Linked DNA regions of Mus musculus: region 1 is linked to region 2. The links are chromatin loops, found by intact Hi-C in ENCODE. Cell type or tissue: heart. All regions are shown on one strand.

Region 1 (8,000 bases), 110 kb after region 2:
TTATAAGAGTTGCCTTGGTCATGTATCTATTTACAGCAGTAAAGCCCTAACTAAGACACCCACTTAAACTGTGAAATCTTCAAAAAGGAGTGAGCATCTTAGCTTGTGTGTCATGGAAGGGCCAGCCAGCCATCTGATGGAGTTTCTCTAATGTTGCTTCTCTAGGTGGGGTCAACTGAGTATCAGTGTCTCAGCTAAAAAGGTGAAGACGATATCAAGGTGTCCAGAAAACAGAATGAGGTGTCCAGGTATAGTCAGAAAAGGCTGCCGTGGACTCTGTCAGCCACTCTGTGGGGCACACGAGGATGTCAGGTGTGAAATGTGGTCAGGAGCAGTGTTCAGACCCCAGCATGAGTACCAGGCAAACCGCTGGACACAGCCTATATGAGCAACAGCCAGCCTTTCTGAGAGAGGGGACATGTGTTCTGCATTTCACTCTGCAGTGGAGTGTCGGAGTGTCTGTGTTGCTCTCTGTAATAGGGCGTTGCCTTGTGTGATGGTTTGTATATGCTCAGCCCAGGGAGTGGCACTATTAGAAGGTATGGTCTTGTTGGAGTATGTGTGACACTGTGAGTGTGGGCTGTAAGAACCTCATCCTAGCTGTCTAGAAGTTAGTATTCTGCTAGCAGCCTTCAGATGAAGATGTAGACCTCTCAGTTCCTCCTGCACCATGCCTGCCTGGAAGCTGCCATGCTCCTGCCTTGATGATAATGGACTGAACCTCTGAACCTGTCAGCCAGCCCCAATTAAATGTTGTTCTTTATAAGACTTGCCTTGGTCATGGGATCTGTTCACAGCCATAATCCCCTAAGACACCTTGTGTTCTCCTGAAGGGCCCATTACTTCTCCAGACAGGAACTCTGAGACAGCCTGAGCTCTGGCCCTTAGGTGCTGTGACCTGCATTGTCTACTTGTGATAAGAGGTACGATGGTCCTGGTCACAGCGGAGGGTGATGCTCATGGGCTAGTGGGGACAGCTTAGTAGAGAAGGTGCCTGCAGTGAAGATATGAAGACATGAGGTCAATCCCCAGCCAGCACTGGTGTGAAAAGCCAGCCGTGACAGCACACACTCACAATCCTTGTGCTAGGGAAAGAAGCGAGGTAGACCCCTAGGGCAGACAGCCTAGTCTACTTTGACCAGTGAGAGACCTTGTCTCAAAAAACAAGGTGGATGGGGCTTGGGGAATGATATGGAGGCTGTCCTCTGACCTCTATATGCATGAATTTATACACACATCTCCTATTAACCCCCTCAACACACAGGCTTGTGAGATCCCAAACAACACATTGGCATTTTCTTTCTTTCTTTCTTTCTTTCTTTCTTTCTTTCTTTCTTTCTTTCTTTCTTTCTTTCTTTCTTTCTTTCTTTCTTTCTTTCTTTTTTTTTTTTTTAGATTTATTTTATTTTATTATATGTGAGTACACTGTAGCTGTCTTCAGATGCACCAGGAGAGGGCGTCAGATCTCATTATGGGTGGTTGTGAGCCACCATGTGGTTGCTGGGATTTGAACTCAGGACCTTCAGAAGAGCAGTCGGTGCTCTTAACCACTGAGCCATCTCTCCAGCCCGGCATTTTCTCAGTAGAGGTGAGGGACTTGGCTATGAGGTGGGACAGAGAGAGGCCCTGCATCCTTCATTTCTCTGGAGTTGGGTTGCCGGCAGAGGAGGCCATCTCTATGTGCCTGTGTGCTTGAGTGTGTGCAAGTCTCTCAATTTTATACTTACACCCTCACGCCGAATACACTTGCATCTGCACAGTATACATATGGTCACATACACAGCTCATACCTTACTGAAAGAAGTGTCTGGCTACCCAGCCTCAAGGTTTGCTGATAGGGTCTGAGTCATTCAGAAAGTAGGGGAGGTTTAGAGGTCTGGTTAAGGCCTGTCTACTTGGGGCCAGTGAGTGGGAGCCTGTACTATTATTGTCTTGCTTCTGGTCACAAAGGCAGTGGGGATGCCCACCCCAAGCCCCAGGAGTGTTGTGACTCCAGCCAATACCTGAGACACCCTATTGCTATGGAAACCTATACCAAATGTGGGCAGACAGACCTGCCAAATCAGACGCTTAGACATAAAACATCACACAAGGATCATTGGTTTAAATATTAAAATATATTATGTACACACTCTAACCAAAAACATAGAAACACACTGTCCACACAAGCTGCGTGGCACCTCAGATGGGATCAAATCCTCAGTGCAGTTTGCTTGGACATGAGTCACATGATCAAGTACAAAACTGATTCCATAAACACCATTCAGTGCAAAATATACGTCTGGACATAACGATTCAAGTCGCTGCTGCCCCGCATGGAGGCCACCGGGCTTCCAGGACAGGCAGTAAGCAGATTCAAGCAAATTACCCAATAGCTGGCTCCACAGGATCATTCCCAGGGCACTGCTGCCCTGCATGGGGCTTCTCAGTAGACACAGGAAATCAGGATCAGGTGATGGTCTATGAAATGTAGTGACCCCCTTTCAGACTCCAGGGCTTGGGGAATGTGTCTGGTTCATATGTGACCCCTATGACACACGTGACTTCCTCCTTAACGCCTCAGAGGCTGCTCAGTCACAGTGTGGGGCAGTGCGAGACCCCAGAACACAGTGTGAGGTTTTGCAAGGTCCTCAGTGTTACCGCCCTGTGGGGGTGGGTCAGGGTTTCCAGGAAGAGTCCTCAGGAAATGTGGAGAGGCCAGCGCTGTCACACGTTGCTCTGGAGCTGTTCTGTGGGACTGTCAGAGGCCGAGGACTGGCTGGGCAGGGAGGCCTCTAGACCATCTGAGGACACGGAAGGGGACTTGTAGAGAAAGTAGGCGGCGACGAAGAAGAGGAAGCCCAACACCTGGGGAGACAGGAGGAGACGTTGGTCCTGGCCAGCCTGGGGATTCTGCCCAGCTGTGAGTGCCGGTGTAATACTCTGCCTTACTCTTTCTGGAACAAAGACACGCCTTTCTGTATGATCAGCCCCGCATGAGACACCAGTGCTTCACTTAAAGAATGAGAACCACCTTTGGTTAAAAGTAGGAGCCAAGGGAAGGTGGAAAGACCTGGTACGGACTAGACAGGGTCCCCTAAAAGGCATGTACCACCCTTGTCCTTAGAAACCGCTAACAACACAGTCTCTGTAGGGCTGAGGAAGGACCTCAAGATGAAGTCTCCTGGATTCAGGGTGGCCCTAACCCCGTGGCCGAGCCTTTATATAAGGCAAGGTAGGAGCATGGTGGGGAGGCGGGGGGGGGGGGGAGGGCAGAGGTGGAGGCAGACGCCAGAGGAGCCATCTCACCTTGAAAGTGAGCCCTGCGATGAGCATGTACCGGCTCATGGCTTCATTCTCATACACGAAGCAGGAGCCCTGATGACCACACTGGTCTTGCCACAGCAGGCAGGCCTTGTCAATCACCCAGCCAAAGGCAATGGGCCCCGGAATACTGCCTGCCAAAGGAGAGAGTTCACTTAATATCCTAGTGGGTGAAGAAAGGATAGGTCATCGGGGAAGACCCTTGCAAGGCCACTTTGTCCATTTGTGGTTCCAGGGGCAAAGGGGAGACTTAACTCCCTTTTTGCAGAACTGGCATTGGGTAGGCGCACCATGGTTTCTCAGGAGGGCCTTTTTATGTTGAGGCTAAGAAACCTACAGGGTATATAGAAGGACAATGTGTCCCTCTAGTGGGCAGTTAGGGAAAAAGCCCTTCTCAGTGTGGCCCATAGCCTCATGCTTGGTTCCTTATGCCTGAAGCACTGCACAAGTGTACACGGCTTCCTCACCCCCACGCAGTACCTAGTGTTCTTACGACGATCCACTGGATCCCCAGGGCAAAGGATCTTTGCCGATCACTGACACACCTGCAATAAAAATTGCGCTATCAGAGCCCATGGAAGCTTGGCTGTGCACCTCATACCCCATACACCAGCAAGAGTCCTGGGCAAGTTCAAGGCCACATCACCACCTCCCTAGGTGCCAAGCACCTCTTTGGGGACCAGAGACAGTCAACTCCGATGCCACTAGAATGAGGCCCATTTCCAGGGCCTGCAGCTACCCGAGGGCCCAGCAGCATCTGTAGAGCGCCACCTGCTGGTACTGCAAAAGAAAATGCGGTGAGAGAGCTTCTTACCGTAGAGTAGCAGTTAGCGCTGGAATGCTGCTGAGGAATGTAAAGATAATTACAACGAACACGAGAACCAGAAGGAAGGGCTTGCTCTGACAGGTGGAAGCGCACTTCCCTGCGGTAGCATTGCCCCAGCCAGAGGAAGCCTTCTCAAGGATACAGCTACAGCCTCGGTATACCTGGGGAGCCCAACAACAGTGCTGATCACACAAAGGCAGAAGTTTCCGGGTCCCGGCCAGAGAGGGGGATGTGGGCGTGGCCACACTCACCTTCTGGCCACCCAGGTCTGTCTCGGCATCAGCAGGGCAGCCTGCGTAGCAGGGAGAGTAGTACATGGTGCCATCTGAGCCACACAGGGGGCTGTAGTGCTTCGGCTGGCAACAGTAGATGGCGTTGCAAGCTGCCTTTAGGTCCAGCTGTCCTTTAGGCAGGAGGCTACAGAACCGGCATCAGGCGGTATGTTAGCAGGTGTTCAGGCTTCCTGGTAGACTTCCCTACACATGTTACAGTGACCTTCACCCCCTCCCCAACGGTGCCAGCCCTCCTCAGGAACGCAGGGCCCCCACGTGTAGGGTCTCTACTAGGCTCACCTCCCAACGTAGCCGGTGGTCACACCTGCCATGTGCACATTGGGGCAGTGCATGAGGAAGACAAAGAAGGCTAGTAGGCTGGTCAAGGTGCAGAATAGACAGAACCTGATGATCCCAGAGCCACGGAGCTTGAACTTGTTTACCAGGAAGCCACCTAGGAGTGTACCACCACCGCCTGCTGGCACCACCAGGTATCCTGAAGAAGAAACTCACTTAGTGAGGGCCAAAAACCCCCTGATCCTGTCATTTCTGCTGCATTAGTGCGGACACTGAGGAATGGAAAGAATCATCCCTGCCCATCTCTGCTCAGGGATAGCTGTAGGAGTAGGGTGGGTTCTCTCTGTGCAGTGGACCTGGAAGCCCAGAGCCCAGTGAAAAAGGCATAGGGTGGGTGTACATGGGGTGAGGGTGTCAGCATAGGAAAGTGCAAAGAATGGAAGGGAGCTATCAGGTGTGGGCATCTGGGCCAGATAAGGATGTGTCTGGAGAGAGTGGAGTCACCAATATGATACCCTCTCACTACCCAGACAAGACCTGCAAGGTGGGCTGCATCTGATGGCTTCTATCCATACTGGTCAGTGCCCTAGGCTGATCTCAGCACTGACCACTGAGGGCATGGGGGCATCTCCAGGCAGAGGTGTACCTCTCTCATCAAGGATGTACCCTGCCCTCAGCTTAGGGAAGCCATGATCTGTAGAGTAAGGACTCTAGATGGTCCCTGCAAGCCAGCCTGGCACAGAGCTCTGTCAGGCAGGTACGGTGACTCAAACTTAGATCCCTAAGACTCTGGGGCACCAACTGCATGGCCCATGGGGACAGCCTGGCCCAAACCCTTTCTGTAAGGAGTGGTAGGTAAAGTGGCTTGCATGCAGGAGTTGGCCTTCCCTTCCGTCTTGGAGCACTGTCCACTTGGAGTTTGAAGGCTGAGGTTAGTACTTGCAGGAGCTCCACCTGTCCCTGAAGAGCGCTCCAATGCTCAGGGTCTCCTTACCGAACAGGGTGGCAGCCTCGGAGGCACTCAAGCTGAACTGGGCCTCGAAGAACTTGGGACCGAATGTGGACATGCCGGCAATGAGTGTGGCTTCAGTGGCCCCTGCCAGGCAGAGCAGGATGAACGTGGGGTTTCTTAGAAGGAGCCAGATGGAGCTGGGGTAAAGGGAAGAGAGACCAGAAAAAGGGAGAAGGGTCAGCATGCGCCAGACTGCATGCAAGGAACCTGCCGTTCCTGAGGCCACCCACACAGGAAAGGCACTGGGTTTGAGAGGGCAGTGAAGTGGTACCCCCATCTAGCCCAGAGACACCCAGAGTGGGTGAGAAGCTGGGCTTGGCAGGTAGTGAATTAATGGCCCCACTGTAAACCTTTGGTACCCTGTCCACAAAGCTATTAAAACCAATTACACAGACTATGTCACTGCTGTGGCCGATTTCCAGTTTCAGTGTGCGGACATGGATAGACCATGAATGGATGAAGATAGTAATTGCATCTGGTAGGCACTGGGACGGGACAAAATAGCAGAAGTGTCTGAGTAAGGGGTAGAGAGATGGTGACCACCAAGTTCAGGGCTGGACAGGGCTAGGAAGGGTGCTACTAAGGGACTGGGGGGGTAGGCCCCCATAAGACTCATACTCACCCAGGAGCTAGGCCATCAAAAGAATGGGGTCTCTAGGAGGTAGGACTCACCAAGGGGCTGAGGTCTCTAATGGGATGGGGCTCACCAAAAGATGGGCCACCAAGGGGCAGGGGTCACCAAGGGGTAAGAGGTCACCAAGGTATAGGGACCTAGACTGGGTAGGAGTCACCAAGAGAGGTACAGGTTGCCAAGCACAAGCTATAGAGAGAAGAGGCAGGCATCTTCTGGGTTTGGAAACAGGGGCCACCTTCAAGGAGTCCTGAGTCGGTCTGGCTTGCTCCCTTTCTCTTGGCTTGTACTTAGGGGATGGTGGCTGTAGGAGTGGTAATAGGCTTGGTGGTCAGATACAGTCTGTTAATCCCACAGTGACTCTGGCCTGGAGTCCTAAGAATCCAAGGTCCCAGCACTGTCAGAGCTGGGTTCCCACGCAGGGCTCTTTCCCTCCATTTGCCACTCTGTCTGGAATGTCAAAGACATCAGCCACACGGTGAGGTGGTGACTGAAGTGCCTTCCGCAAGGCAGAGTGACCAGGGTGTGACAGCACACCCATCTGACAGGCGGGCGATTCTGAAGGCTCTGCCTCCTGCTGGCCTGGAGTCAGGCTGCAGCTTCCCTGCTGGCTGGGAGTCGGGCTCCAGGTTTCCTGGGGTGAGTGAGGACTGTGTGCCAACTGTGAGGCTGATCATGAGCTATTAGAGCTCTTGGGAGCAGAGCCTGAACTTAGTCCTTCTTGGACAGCTGCCACCTTAAGCCTGGAGGTCACAGCGGATCATTGTCCCCTACGGTCATCTATCCCAAGTCGCAGGTCACACGGGGCCAGGGCATTCATCCCTTGAAGTCAGCTCATGGTGCAGTAACTATGCTGGCTTCTGCACACTAAAGCATTTCCAGAAGCCTGGGAGGAGGATTGGGTCTTAGGGGTGGGTGTGTCAAGGCTTATGGTGCCTGCTCCTGCCTCCTGTGAGTGGCCACTCCACATCCTTACCCCCATAAGACTCATTCTCTTCACCAAATCTAAGATCTAGGGCACGATAGTTCTGAGTACCAGTGGAGGCAGCAGCACACAGCTCCACACTCCAGCTCTGCATAGGGAGGATATGGGCCAAAATATACCATGCTCTGAAGAGAAGCCAGGATTAGTCAGAGCCCCACCATCAGCAGGGTCCATGACAGCGTGCAGACTGGCAAGAACCTACCGCTTCCTAGACAATGAACCAGGGTCACTGAGCGGTCAGACCAGTCCTAGTGAGAGACACACAGGATCCCTTCTGAGGTAGGGTACACTCAATTCTTTTAAATTTTACTTCTTGACCTGAGGGTTGAAAAGTCTTTCCAGTCAATTGTGTTCTGACTGGGGAAAGTGGGTGTGAAGGAACCGTGACCCCCAACAGGGACCTCCAGGCTCAGGATGCTGGCCTGTCAGAGCGCCTCCCCTGCTGGTTCTGTGCCTATGTCTGGCATGGGATAACCAGGTACAGGCTGGTTCACTCCCAAGGGATTGCCTAGGCTTGCTTAGCTTCAGGCTGTGGTGGTTGAGGACAAGGGTAGCTTCGCCGTGTGGACACGTTCCACATATTACCTAACCCCAGTGAAGGCTGAGATTCTTGAGTTTGCACTGAGAACTGTCATGACCTTCATGATCTTAAGGAAGGAACGCATTTGTGGGCT
Region 2 (8,000 bases):
GGTCGCAGGCTCCGCCAGCCCGCCCGACGGTTTATCCCGCCCCACCCCCACGCCGGTGCGCGGCGCGGCGCTCACCGACAGGCTTGTGGCCCAGCATGGCGTGGAAGAGGCACACTTCCACCTCAGGGCTCCACACCACCGTCTCCTCAGCAGGGCTCGGGGCTGCCTCGCCTGGGCCCTTGTCGCCTGGGGCGCCCGTGCCGCCCACCTCGGCCTCCCCCATGGCCGCCGGCGATTGACGAGCGCCCGGCGCGAGAAGGGGGAAAATACTACAGGCTCCGCGCAGGCGCACTTGGTGTGGAGGGCGCGCACTCGCCGGGCTGGAGAACGCCGCGTGCCCGCGTCCGCGCAGGCGCAGCGAAGACTGGCTTCCGGTGCAGCAGCGACTCCTGGTGGTTGAACCTTTTACTGCCTACGGCTCTGTCCGGAGAAGGCGAGGGAACAAACCTTATGCTTTAAAAATGCACCAGATGGGCGTGGTGACACACTCCTGTAATTCTAGCTCTCGGGAGAGAGAGGCAGGAGTTCTGAGTCAGCCAAGTCTGCATAGCATGACACACACGGCCCAAAAATCTGGGCTTCACCTGGTTAGGTAATTTGGAAAAGAACTCAGCTAGAAGTGAAGGTGTGTCTCTCCTTGCCAGAGATAAATTGTACAATATGTAAATTACATCTCACTAAAACTGTTTAAGAAAAATAGTTTAAACAACAACAGCAGCAACAACAATAACAACAACAACATCCCATGGGCTAGTGAGATGGCCCATCTAATAGAGATCCTTGTGCACAGCCCATAACTGGAACTCCACCCCTGGATCCTAGAGCTGGCAGGAGAGGAGCAATTCTTAGGAGTTGTACTCTAGAGCTGGAGACATGGCTCAGCGGTTAAGAGCACTGACTGCTCTACCAGAAGTCCTGAGTTCAATTCCCAGCAACCACATGGTGGCTCACAATCATCTGTAATGGGTTCTGATGCCCTCTTCTGGTGTGTCTGAAGATAGCTACAGCATAGTCATATAAATAAAATAAGTAAAAAAAAAAAAAAAAGTTGTATTCTAACCTCTATATGTATTCCATGGTATATGCACACTTGCACACACACACCATAAATAATTTAAAAATTTAAAGCCCAACAATCACATTTTGTAGGAGTGAAGCTCTGTATATCTTTCAGTAGCCCTGACCTGAGTGCACGACAGTCCCAGAATTAAGTGCTTCCTTGGCATCAGAAGACAGAAATCCAGGTCCTGTCGGCCTTGCTACCTACCTGTACCTCCATTCTGTCCCTACAGTGGATCCACTCCAGAAGTGGTTGGATGATTAACTCAGACTGTCAGAATTTCAGGCAGGTGTTAGTAGCTCTACATGGGATTGGATAGGGCCAAGGGCTGGGCACAGCAGCCTTAAGAACATGGTTGCTTCTGGGCCTGAGTCACCCCAGTCAGCTGTGCCATGGGTCCTACCCTGCCACCCATCCAGGTTTCATTACTTACCCATTCCTCAGCCATTGCCAGGCATCAGAATCCCTTTTCTGACTGATGCCTCTCAGACTAAGATGTTGAGAACCTTTGTTCTCCTTTGTGCTATGGGGCCACTGTAGCTCTGAACTCTTGGGTCTTGATAAGGATCACTTGCTGGCTGCCACAAGCCTTGAATCCAGTCCTGACACTCCACTTGCCCCTCATTCAGGCCTGTAACCAGACAATGCTCACAGCAGGGAACCATGGAGGGTGCTGGCTCTGACCTGTCTCATTGTCTGGGACAGCTCAGAGCTCAGAGCCAGACAGCAGTCTGTGGCCAGGCTTCAGCTTTCCCACTGTGAAAGCGTAGCTGGTGGAAAAGTTCCCACAATGCCACAGGGGAGGTGTGGCCCAATAAAGCTTCATAAGGGGGTGTGGGGTCACTGCTATCATGTGGATATGATGCAGCTGGGAGTTATGATCTCACAGGGGCGGTGCCCTTGCCTCTGCTTGGTTGGCATGCAGAACTTGGCTTAGTTACTGTACGGCTGGGTGAAGCATAATCTACCATCTGGGACATGTCATAAAGCAAGTTCCCAACCTAAGAGCTGCCACATATTAAGTGCCCAGGAGCTGATTGATAATATCCTGGTTATTCTCTGAATATCTAAGGCATGGTAGACTCTGCTGCTGACTGCTTCTGGTTCCGGTCCACCTTAGTCTCACCCCTACCAGGTAGGATACTCCTTCAATTTGGAGTGCGTCCTTCTTCAGGGAGCTTCCCTATGTAACCCTCAACCTCATCTATCCTAGCTGGTCCTCTCTGGTTTGTGCGATCTCTGTACTCAGACCACATCCTACCAGCCATGACATTTGCAAACATCCGTCTGTTACTTCAGAACGCGTGACTGGCAATATAGACTTGATGCCTATAGACAGGTTGGATGGTTTAGGAGAGAAGGATGACTTCATTCTTTCTCTCCACGAAGCCACAGCAGGTCTCTGCAGAACTCTCTGTTAGGTAGTAGGAAGTAGCTGAGCATCAAGGTCAGCAGCTAAGACCCCGCCTACTATCCCACGCTAACTTCTTATTTTCATGAACATGTAGGCTCTCTAGTCCAAAAGCATGAATTAAGAGGAAGCTGTGCTTGTTCGTTTTGTAGCGCTCCTGTGATTATCACTCTCTAACAAGGAGCTGTAGAGAAACCATTAGCCCATGATCATGTGTGTGATCCCGTAGCTTCAAAGTGAATTCACACCTGTTGGGAGCTGAGAGGTTCCTTCAAACCTGATAGAAGGATTTCTTTGGTCTGGAGCAGGTGTCTGTGTGGCACACCACCAACTTTCTGTAGAAATGGCTGGTGAAGTTTGCCCAGATTTGTCTTCTCCGTGAGGTCTTCAGGTGGTTCCAGGTGGCCAGGATATAATCAGCTTTGTAGCAAGACTCCTTACTTCCCAGATACAAAGTAGACAATGATATATATCTACTAGCCAACTGGTCAAGTCCTTTCTCATTTGTTGCGACTCCTGCTGCTTAAGTCTTTTATACAAGATAGATACAAGTGCTGGGATTCTTGATCCTAGTGTGAAGGGTTCAGACTGGGCTCAGGTGAGAAATAAAGGCCATAGAAATGCTCTCCTTCATTTAATGAATATACAAGCCTAATAGTTTATACACCAGTCTAGTTTACTTTGACCAGTGTGAACTATTCCCCAGACCATGTCTAGGTCTCAACCAACTGTTATTTCTTATTCAAGGTCTTATGTATCCCAGGTTGGCCTCAAACTCATTCTGTGGCCAAAGATTACCTTGAACTTCAGTCCCCATTCCTCTACCTCCTAAGTGCTAGGGTAGCAGATATCTGCTGGTATATATCCTGGGGATTGAACCCAGGGCTTCATACATGCCAGGGAAGAACCCTACCAACTGAGGTGCATCTCCAGCCTCCTAAATGGCATTGCTTGTCTGAGGATCTGATGTTGTCTCTGGAAGGAGGTGGTCACTGTTAACTAGAAGGAGCCTATCTCCATTCCCAAAGGAACATTTCTCTCTTGGTCACAAGAACTGGATTCAATGGGAGGAGCATTTGTAAAGGCTCTGGTCAGATGCCATCCATCTGCCTTTGGTCACATTGTCTCTTTGCAGACTGCATCACTGAAGTGGTAAAATTTCCCACAGCATGACTGGCCCCATTTTGTTCCCTTAGCACATACAGGAGACCCAGGACTCTAGAGGACAAGCTCTACTTTGGAGTCAGCCTGCTGTGGATCCTGTTCTGCTGTGTTCACCTGATGGTAATGGGTCATCCTCTGGACACCATCTGAACACTAAGAACAGCTACGCTGTCCTCTCCTATGGGCTGTGGAGCATTGGAAGTAGGGAGCCTAGAACTAAGCAGCCATCAGATAGGACCCTTGAGTTTCCAGCTCAGGCCCAGTCTTTTCCTACTGGGATTGCAGCTAAGTAGGACACCTGTGTCCTGAATAACATAGCTTAGCTCCACCCCCTCTATCTTCTTGTTTATGGTAAGTTGGTGTGATTAAAGGACCTAGGTAATTATTTCCATCCTCCTTAAAGCTGCTTGTTGTCTTCCAAAGTTAAGGGCTTCACTGGACCTACAAAGGCCTTCAGGGGAGGACCTGCGGCAGCCAGGCTGCCAAGTCTTGCCTGTAGGGGGCAGTGCTCACCAACTCTTTGCAAACCTCTATTCCAGCTCTGAAAGCCACCAACAAGACCCAAGGAAAGGTGCACTCCTGAGCCACTTTAGCGTTTTAATAGGATCCAGCTCTTCAGAGGGGGCCTATGAAGGATTGCCTTGATACCCAGAAGGCAAGTGTTTCTTTCCCGGCTTTGGCTCAGTGTGCTTACTTTAGAGGATCAGCTTCCAGGAGCACCCTGAGACATCCTACCCCACAGCAGTATTGTTCTGAAGGTCATGTGGGGTGGAGCTGGGGCTCAGCTGAAGTTAACCATCTTTGTTTTTTAGTTTTGGGAAATATAAGAGCTCCCTGTCTATCTGCTGTCTTCATGTGTGACAACAACTGCTCTGTCATAGCCATTTGTTATTACCAACCACACCTGACTGGCAGAACCTTTGTCCAGCTGGGGAGGGGTGATTTAGAAAGCCAAGCAGCTTTTCCCAGGTCCTGACCCACCCAGCTGAGGGATGAGGAAGAGTGTCTCTGCTCACAAGCCAGTGGTGGCATCTGTCAATTATGTCACGCAACAAAGAAACCTTAAAAGCAATGTCCCTATTGGCCTCTGGAAGATGGGGAAAGAGGTACCTGAGAATGTTGGGTATCTGCTATCCCGAGTGAGGGAGGCAGGTTTCACAATATGATCAGCTGCTCTCTGCTGTGGAAGTGGTGAGCCCAGAATTGTCCTCCACATTTTCTGCCTGTATGACTCCCCCTTTTTCTGTCCCCAGGAAGCCCTGTTAGTTTCCTATGAATGGAGAGGTATAGAACAGCAAAGGCAATGGGGAGTGAGGTAAGTAGTCTTCCCTGGAAGGAGCCTGCATAGAAAGATTTGTCTGGCTGGTTTGGAGCTAGTAGCTTGGGATTTGACCCTGGACAGTATGCAGGTAGCTAGCTGTTCATGAACTCAGACCCTTCCTTTTGTCGTCTAGGGGTTTCTGTTTCTTGATCTTAGAGTGTTTATTGATGTTGGCTTTGAACATTACTCATGACTCAGCCAAATGTCAGCAACATCTCTGCCCACAGGGCTGCCTTCTCCTCTGTAACATTAAGGCTTTCCTGTTGTGCGATGGAGAGAGCCATTATTCTCAGCTCAGATCCCTGGGGCCCTGGGCAATCATGACTTCAGAGCTCTCGAGGACAGTAATGTGACTATTGCTCCCTCCATAGGGGCTATGCCTGTGTTACTAAAAATTTCAGTCTCAAGGAGTTCCAATGCGACCAAGAAAAGCTGAAGGTACCTTTAAAAGGATTAACATGGTGCCCATTAATCCAGCTTTCAGAGATCAGCTCTGCTCTCTCTGTGGACCAATGGAGGTAACAATGAGTGTTCTCTTTGTAGAAGCAATTCTTTTTACAGACATAAGGAGTCATTCTGAGATAGTTCAGTCAGAACAGTGGTTGCCTGGCAAGCATGAAGACCTGAGTTTAGTTCCTAGAATCTACATTTTAAAATGTGGGGCTGGAGAGATGACTCAGCAGTTAAGAGCACTGACTGCTCTTCTAGAGGACCTGGGTTCAATTGCCAGCACCCACATGGCAGCTCACATCCATCTGTAACTGCAGTTCCCGAGGATCTGGCACCCTCACACAGATACACATGCAGGCAAAACACCAATGCACGTAAAAGTAAATAAACCTTTAAAATAAATTGTGGTGTGCATCTGCAGTCTCAGTGCTGAAGAGGTTGAAACTGGCAAATTCCTGGTGGAGCCTTGGCTAAGTGGTAGAGGGTGGAGCTCCAGGCCAGCGAGAGACCGTTTCAAGAACAAGTTGAATGGAATTAAACCTCATGCTGTCCTATGGCCTTGACACATTCTCTGTCTCTCTGTCTCTCTCTCTCTCTCTCTTTCTCTCTCTCTCTCTCTCTCTCTCTTACACACACACACACACACACACACACACACACACACACACACACACACGACATAGTCCCTGCTAATCCAGCTTCCAGAGACTAGCTCTATTTTTTGCCCCAGAACCAACACAGAGAACAGTTTTCTCTTTGCAGAGGGAACTTTCTTTTTACAAAAAGAAACAGTGTAAAACAAAGTTTCTTCTGCTCCAGTAGAGCCCTTAAAGCAGTCCTAGGACACTGCAGCTTTGTAACCGCTATGCAAATCTGAAAACTGAGGGTCAAAGGCTACCTTGATAGATACAAAGTGCACTGAAGCGAGGACAAACCTGAAGAGAGGAAATGTCAGCCAGCCTCCCCACGTGGCACTGTGGCCAAAGGCTGACATTTCAGATAGGAGAAAAGCATTATGAGTGTTCTGGTGAGAGCAAAGTGGCCACCGGTCCCTAAAGAACTTGAAGTCAGCATGACAGCTGCTGCTGAACCAGTGGCCTTAGGTGTGTGAAGACAGAAGTTGACAGAGCTCACCCAGTTCTTTGAACGCTAGGACATGGAACTCTTAGAGGGGTCAGAAGGGCTCTGTGCATACGGCTCTAGGTCTGGTCACCTGAAAGAGGCCATATGAAACACAGGGAAAATACAAGAGCCAAAAGTAGAAAAAAAATCTGACTCCTGGAGTTCATGTATCAGATGAATTTCTGGACTTGGATGTCTCACGGAGAGAAGGGCAATGTAGTCTCTCAGAAAATGCTACTTGAGGAGTGGATATAGAGGAGCATGCCTATTATCCCAGGAGTTGGGAGGCAGAGGCAGGAGAGTGTCTGTGAGTTCTAGGTACCTGGTGAGAGTCTTTGTGCATAGTGTGTGTGTGTGTGTGTGTGTGTGTGTGTGTGTGTGTGTGTGTGTGTGATATGCCAGTCATGCCCTGTAACAGTAAGGGACTGAGAGAGAGATGCTGGAAGAACTTGGAGGCCGGGTCTGCTTTGGTAAATTAACTCCGCACCTCAACAACAGTTGCAAGCACACCACTTGTTAAGAATGCCTCCCAAGTAAAGCATTTTCCCAAAATAAAAATATATGCTCATTTCATTTCTCCCTAGCAACCACAATGTTTTCAATCAGCCAATCAAATAAGAATATGATGCTGAGTTCTCAATATTCAGAGTGAGGCATAGGATGCCTTGTATTATGGATCAAACAAACAAACAAACAGAAACCTTGGAACCCACAGGGTGTGCTTGCGTGTTGGTTTAGCATGGTATGCATCCTCCTGCAGAAGCAAAACACTTTGCTCTGCTGAAATACTTAGGATTGTATGGTTGTTTTCTTGAGACTTCAGACCTATTCCTAAATTGTTTGACACTCAATGTGTCAAACATGTGGCTGAGGGTTTTCATCCTGAGAGGTGCATCCCACTGCCTCATTGCAACAGTGTTGGGTGTGGAAACACTCTCCCACTTCAGAACTAATGGAATCCCAAAATCAAAAGTAAGTTGGTAACATGGGGATACGGGCCCCATGTCAGCTCTGCAGCAAACGGGTAACTTCATGCATAAATCAAGGTAGGAAAACATTACAAATTTCAGGGTAGCCTTGGTGGGTAAAACTTCCAGGCAGATCTTTCGAGTATGATTGAAATGCATTTTCTAACAGAAAGCAAGTGTGGGCTCTCCTTCCTCCATTCTGGTCTCCTCTGAGGAACCTGGCTGGAGACAGTTGGCAATTCTGGCAGAGTATAAGAAACCTCCATATTCAATCCAAGGATCTGGAGGATTCTTTCATACAGAATAAGGTGGTCCTATTGTCTAGGACCTTGACCCATAAGTAGTGAAGGGTCTCCTTGATGCTTTATTGCCAGGGCTAGCCCCAGCGGTTGTTCCTTCTTCTTGGTTCCTCTTGAGACAGTGGAGAGGGAAGAGTGTCTGTGGGGGATAAGGCTTGGTCTTAGGAGATATTATTAAACAGGGTTGCTGTTTAATAATAGACCG

The links. Peaks named below come from ENCODE experiments on the same cell type or tissue, not always from the same donor. Only the 100,000 strongest peaks of a DNase experiment are listed, where the experiment ranks them.
Region 1: a loop joins it to region 2, with 8 times the contacts of the local background. A loop is called at or near these places in 28 of 42 quality-filtered maps.

The regions. Positions count from the first base shown.
Region 1 is chr2:180,468,951-180,476,950 of GRCm38, reverse strand. Slco4a1 (solute carrier organic anion transporter family, member 4a1) reads right to left here. Exons shown (of 12, transcript NM_001355218.1): 6 at 5,693-5,847; 7 at 4,702-4,897; 8 at 4,381-4,546; 9 at 4,118-4,290; 10 at 3,784-3,848; 11 at 3,289-3,437; 12 at 2,101-2,847. The coding sequence ends at 2,707. Among named protein-coding and RNA genes, the nearest start is that of Slco4a1, 17 kb to the right of the region's middle. In heart, CTCF peaks have their summits at 3,703, 4,049 (motif pointing left) and 6,924 (motif pointing left); a DNase peak (open chromatin) is centred at 7,020; H3K4me3 peaks cover 470 bases; H3K27me3 peaks cover 1,519 bases.
Region 2 is chr2:180,575,031-180,583,030 of GRCm38, reverse strand. It overlaps Mrgbp (MRG/MORF4L binding protein), which reads right to left and starts at 1,809. Exons shown (of 6, transcript NM_028479.2): 1 at 1,494-1,809; 2 at 76-420. The coding sequence starts at 223. Gm30144 (a long non-coding RNA gene) reads left to right here and starts at 1,163. Exons shown (of 5, transcript XR_001783605.2): 1 at 1,163-2,195; 2 at 3,668-3,755; 3 at 4,175-4,950. In heart, CTCF peaks have their summits at 395 (motif pointing left), 3,917 and 4,120 (motif pointing right); DNase peaks (open chromatin) are centred at 290 and 1,835; H3K4me3 peaks cover 627 bases; H3K27ac peaks cover 368 bases; H3K27me3 peaks cover 1,527 bases.